Regions from separate parts of the Homo sapiens genome. Here region 1 is linked to region 2. Evidence: read pairs that join two places in POLR2A ChIA-PET (ENCODE). Cell type or tissue: OCI-LY7. All regions are shown on one strand. Each heading gives the region's core, and the rest is flanking DNA. Links, peaks and the distances in the headings are about the cores only.

What was found. Peaks named below come from ENCODE experiments on the same cell type or tissue, not always from the same donor. Only the 100,000 strongest peaks of a DNase experiment are listed, where the experiment ranks them.
Region 1: POLR2A ChIA-PET joins it to region 2 with 6 read pairs; 2 of 35 experiments call an interaction of 5 or more read pairs at or near these places.

Annotation. Positions count from the first base shown.
Region 1 is chr20:8,539,198-8,542,117 of GRCh38, reverse strand. The region is part of intron 3 of PLCB1 (phospholipase C beta 1); the gene reads right to left. Among named protein-coding and RNA genes, the nearest start is that of RNU105B, 290 kb to the left of the region's middle. In OCI-LY7, for the core only: CTCF peaks have their summits at 1,414 and 1,614; a DNase peak (open chromatin) is centred at 1,697; H3K4me3 peaks cover 1,614 bases; H3K27ac peaks cover 2,500 bases.
Region 2 is chr20:8,627,740-8,630,659 of GRCh38, reverse strand. PLCB1 (phospholipase C beta 1) reads right to left here. Exons shown (of 32, transcript NM_015192.4): 4 at 2,229-2,366. Among named protein-coding and RNA genes, the nearest start is that of RNU105B, 200 kb to the left of the region's middle. In OCI-LY7, for the core only: no CTCF peak of the experiment used is centred there; no DNase peak of the experiment used is centred there.

The sequences.
Region 1 (2,920 bases), core at 246-2,745, 89 kb after region 2:
AGCCTTGTGGTGAGAAAGAAAGATATCATCTGAGGCTATTATATGAATTAAATGAATGAACATCTGAATTCATGTAGCATCTTAGAACCCTGCACAAACATGTTTTCAGTCTATTCAAAATTCTGCCTCCGACTGGGAGGAAAATTACTAACAGCTGGGTAATGAAGTCATATCTGTGTTCTGCAGCTAGCTGAAACCACCTTGTTCCTCTTTATCTGATCCAAATTGTACTACCACTTCAAAATGCAAAAGGGAGGGAAGTTTGAAAGAAAACTTGGATCTCAGAATTCTTGGTAGCTTCCAGATTTGAGACATTGCTTGCAGGTCAGTATTGATTCAAAACTTCTTGATAATTAAACCATTAAGTGAAGCATGGAACTAGTTATGTATTTTATCCAGGTAATGCTCAATAAATAAATACAAATTATTCAAAAGAAAAGTAAGTTATACATCTGATGAACTCTCATACATTAGTCAACCATGCCCACATTTCATTACTATCTTCCTTCCTTTCTTTCTTTCTTTCTTTCTTTCTTTCTTTCTTTCTTTCTTTCTCTTTCTTCCTTTCATTATCTGGGTTTCTTGGTCAATTATTCAATCATCACAGTCATTCAGTGCACTGTTTGTGAGATTTGGAGAACCAATGCAGTGCCAGACACAGAGAACTTCCATGTGCCCAGAAGGAGAATGGAGCTGAGCAAATCCTGGAGATTGACAACTCCTCTTTGCAAGTTATCTCGAAGTATTTTTTTCTACTATGTTACTCATCTGCTCCAAGGCTTTCAAAGGCTCTCTTCTGCCTGTGGAAGAAAGCCTAAACATCTTGGAATAGCATTCAAAGCCTTCCTTAATATTTGGAGAGCATTAGTGGCACACCAGCAGTTACAAAGCTACTATATGTTGAAACCCAAATACCAACCCAGGTGGGGTTGGATCTGAAGCCTAAATTCCTAATTTCTACTCATACAGCTCTTAAGCAGTCTATGCTTCACCTAGAAATGCTTAACATAGGTAAGATCCCCACTGTTTAAAATGGAAGGAACAGTGGAAAACAATTATGGTGTCTGTCCCTTCTCAACGTTAACGGAGGCTTCTGTATGCCTTTACTTTCTGGGTGTTTGTGCACATGCCACTGAGAGCCAGGCGGTTACAATAATAATAATGATATGCCTCATTGCATAGCAGTGGAAAAATTAGTAAAAAAAATAAATAAATACAGGGCATCAGGGCTCTAAATCACTGGCTTAGAATAGCCCTGGTAGAAGGTTGTATTTTCAGGAGTCAAGAAATAAGTCCTAACTTCAATAGATCAATTGTAGGTCTAACAATGTTGCCTTTATTTGCTGTCTGTCAACAACTGTGGAGAAGGTGGAAATAACTCTAATCATCAGTTATATCTGACATAACCTTAATCCTGTCTCTCATCAATGGGGGTCTGTGATGAGAGGTGTGCTCCAGTGGTTTGGAAACATTTTAAAGGAAAACTTAGACATGTGGAGTAATTTGAAAGATGGGAGGGAGGGAGTTGTCTGGCTGCTCTAAGTGAATTGGCAGGAAGGTTTGTGTGAAAGGTCCCATTCAGGCTGACAGGCACAAGGGGCAGACTTTCTGAGATATAATGTGCTTCTGATTGCTGGCTGACAAGGTATTTTCTTTTCTGTCTTCTAAAATATGCAAGATGTACCCATGTTGTGATTTACAACTGGGTTGGGTTTCAGCCACCTGTGAACCTTTGCAAGCTGCGTAGTGAGCTGCCAATGAGAGGAAAGATGTTCTGATAGACGCTTCACCACGTCAGAAAAGTAAAAAAAAGAGAAGTCCCACCCTGCTTTCTAGATGAGATGGTTATTGAGAAAGCAAGAGAATATCAAGTAATAGCTCATTCATCAGGCACCAAAACTAAATGAGAACTTCAATATAAATAAATTTTCCAGATAAATGAAAAAAAAGTGATGCAAACTTTCTTTTTTCTTTAGTATAGTATAATGTGTAGCATTTAACATCTTGAAAAATTGATATCATTCTTGTTAGCCTCACTGACTGTGTTGTCCTATGTTGAAAAGACACTGAATCATTTATTTTGATATCAATTATTAATTGATTACTTCTTTTGTCCAGCCTCTGGGCTAATGCTGGAGGTCAAATGGGGAATAAGACTGACAACCTCCAACCACATGAGGGTTGCTAAGACATAGAAAGCCATATGCTTAAATCCCAGTCACCTAAGCTGTTTATGTTCTCACTTCTGTTTATTTCCACCAGTGTGTTTTATTAATGTTACTTATTTAAATAACAAAAAAACAAAGAACAACAAATGGAAGAGAGAAAGGAAGGAAGGAAGGAAGGAAAGAAGGAAGGAAAGAGGACAGAAAAAAGAGAAAGAAGAAAGGAAGGGAAAGGAAAAGAAAGGAAGGAAGGAAGGAAAAAGAAAAAGAAAGAAAGAAAGAAAGAAAGAAAGAAAGAAAGAAAGAAAGAAAGAAAGAAAGAAAGAAAGAAAGAAAATAAAGAAAAGAGGCAAGTATCTACCCTGTTCCAAGCATAATATTAGGCACTGGGGGATAAAACAGTATAACAGTAAAGTCAGGTGAATATTTCCCGACCTCAAAGGGAGACGTTTTAACTTGTTAATCATCTTTAATTCTATGTTCCCAGAATCATGATTACACATAGAATCATTGCTAAATATATGTCCATTGGGTGACTGATCTGTCCTTGAATGAATGAATATGTTCAGGTTGGGAAAATATATTGTACAAGTTTGTTTGAAGTGTGTCAAAACCAGAGACAAATGGTTTTAAATTATTTTCCCCAGAGCATTTTTTTACTTGAGAGTCTTCAAGATACTAGGTCTTAGCATTCATATAACTGGTTCCATTTGTCATATAGAGTAAGTAACTGAAGAAATTGTTCTGTATTAATC
Region 2 (2,920 bases), core at 179-2,678:
TAAAAATATTTTGCAAACACTTAGAATCTGTTTTTTCTGTATTAATTTATCCATCCAACTATCCATTCATATACAGCAAAATAAAGTATATGTCACACAGACAATGTTCATTGAACTGAAATCTCTCCAAGTATAAATGATACTATAGAAATAAATGGGTAACTTGGCTTATAAAGAGAGAAAGTAGATTCTGTTTACAACATACTTGGAAAGAGTAGTTTCTAAAGACATTAGAATATTAAAACTGGTTGGCATTTTATGCATCCCATTATAAGAATTAAAGTCAATATTACATAAGTGTTAGAAATAAATCCCTGCCAATAATCACTAATGACACAGAAACCAGGACAATCAAGACCATCCTGGTCAATATGGTGAAACCCCGTCTCTACTAAAAACACAAAAATTAGCTGGGCATGGTGGCATGCGCCTGTAGTCCCAGCTATTCGGCAGGCTGAGGCAGGAGAATGGCTTGAACCCAGGAGGCAGAGGTTGAAGTGAGCCAAGTGGAGTGCAGGAGCCACTACCTGCACTCCAACCTGGCGACAGAGTGAGACTCCATCAAAAAAAAAAACAAGAAAGAGAGAGAGAGAAAAAGAAAGAAAGGAAAGAAAGGAAAGAAGAGAGGAAAGAAAGGAAAGAAGAAAGAGAAAGAAAGAAAGAAAGAAAGAAAGAAAGAAAGAAAGAAAGAAAGAAGAAAGAAAGAAAAGAAAGAGAGAAAGAAAGGAAAGAAGAGAGGAAAGAAAGGAAAGAGAAAGAAAGAAAGAAAAGAAAGAGAGAGAGAAAGAAAGAAAGAAAGAAAGAAAGAAAGAAAGAAAGAAAGAAAGAAAGAAAGAAAGAAAAGAAAGAAAAGAAAGAAAAGAAAGAAAGGAAGGAAGGAACCAGGCCAACACATCTGGTGTAGCTCAGAAAATCACCAGAGCACTGAGGGTTAAAAAATTGTAGATCACAATACTTAGACAATGCACACTGACATGAAGTGACCCTGTAGTTGTGATGCATGACATGAGAAGCTCTGTAAGGCACATATATTATATGCAGAACTCAAAGTTTTCTTAGATTCATATTCTCAACTCTTGAAGGAAGTTATATGAAGGAGAAGGACTATCACTAGTATTTTATAAACTATAAAAATGGAAAAAGAAAGCTCTTCTTTAAATATGTTCATTTCAGTATTCTTTCAATGACAATTGGACGTTTCTAGAGAAAGCATTGCACTTGAATCCAGGGGTCCTAGATGTTCACAGCTTCTTGTTTGCTACATTATACCTGTTTTCTAGCTATTTTTGTAAATATCTGAAAGGCTTGCTCCTAGTGAAATGGCAGCTCCTCAGTGGGTGGGCCATATCTAATTCATCTTTCTAATCCGTAATTGAATAAATATTATTTGTTCTTACTTAATATTATTTTCATTATTATCTAAAATTTTTATTTTAAACTGTTAGTTTTTCATTAGTCTACATATTAACTGAGTAACTACTACATGGATTATGGTGGGCTAGTTGCTGCCCAGGGATTAAGAAGTTTAAAGAGGGCTGAAGATGTCTGTCCCCTAGGAGAGAGCTGGAAATGACACGGACTTAGAAGTGGCATAGGGATGAGGCTAAGAGAGAATGACTTGGGAGAAAGTGTTTAGATGAAATAGAATGTGGTTTTATTTGTATTTTGTTATGCAAAGAAACTATATCAAATGCCTTATTCTCTTTATTTATTTATTTTTTTTTTTTGAGATACAGTCTCACTCTGTCACCCAGGCTGGAGTGCAGTGGCAAATCTTGGCTCACTGCAACCTCCACCTCCTGGGTTCAAGCGATTCTCCTGCCTTAGCCTCCCAATTAGCTGGGATTAGAGGTGCCCGCCACCACACCCAGCTAATTTTGTATTTTTAGTAGAGACAGGGATTCACCATGTTGGCCAGGCTCATCTCAAACTCCTGACCTCAAGTGATCTGTCCGCCTCGGCCTCCCAAAGTGCTGGGATTATAGGCATGAGCCACCGTGCCCGGCCAAATGGCTTATTCTTTATGAAAAAAATCTCCATAATTCTTAAGTTGATGCCATTATTTAGAAGTATTTTAATTGCACTTATACTTGGCAGCTGAATTATTTTTAGGTGAAATTTTAACACATGCTAAATATGACAAAAATTCAGTCTTTTGCAGGCATTAGTATGATAGCTCAAGGATTCAGATCATGATGATAAGCTTTAGCAATTTCCATCCACCATACCTTGGCCACTTCTTCTTGGAAAGCCACGAGATTCAAATGGGAGATGTTCACGAGGTCAGGCCCATACACCACTGTGATCATGCGCTGCTCCAGGCGCCCGATGTTCCCCACATCCAAAAGTTCACGTAATTTGGGGTCCTGGGTAATAAATATTGAAAATAATTAGTCTATAACTAGAGATTCCAACGTGATAGCATAACTTCAACTTCTGTTGAGTTAGAATGATTTCAAAACAAAGTTGCTTTTATTCTTACTAGAAAATTGTAGGAGTTTAAGGCTCCCATTCCACAAATGGCCTAGAGAGATGAAGCAACTTGCCCAGAGGTAGTGGAGAGACAATTTCTGGCTCAAGACTATAGCCTGCAGTTAAGTGCTCTTTCTGTGATCCTATCACACATTTTTATGTGTCATGGTTCTCTATTTCCTTCAATCATCCCATAAATTGTGTATTGCAATGAAAAATCTCTATTCTTCTCCTTAATTCCTGAATGCACTAAGACAAAGAAGGTGGTTATTCTGAAATTAAAATATGACAATGCCTACGTAGGACTAGGGAAGAAACACAGCCCTGGCTCTCAGCGTAGACCTGCTCCAACAGTCAGTACTGATGCAAAGAGACACAGAATTAGCGTGAGCAAAATCGTAGTGCCTGCCATGCATATGTTGATTTCAGTTCTGTCCTCGGAATGTAC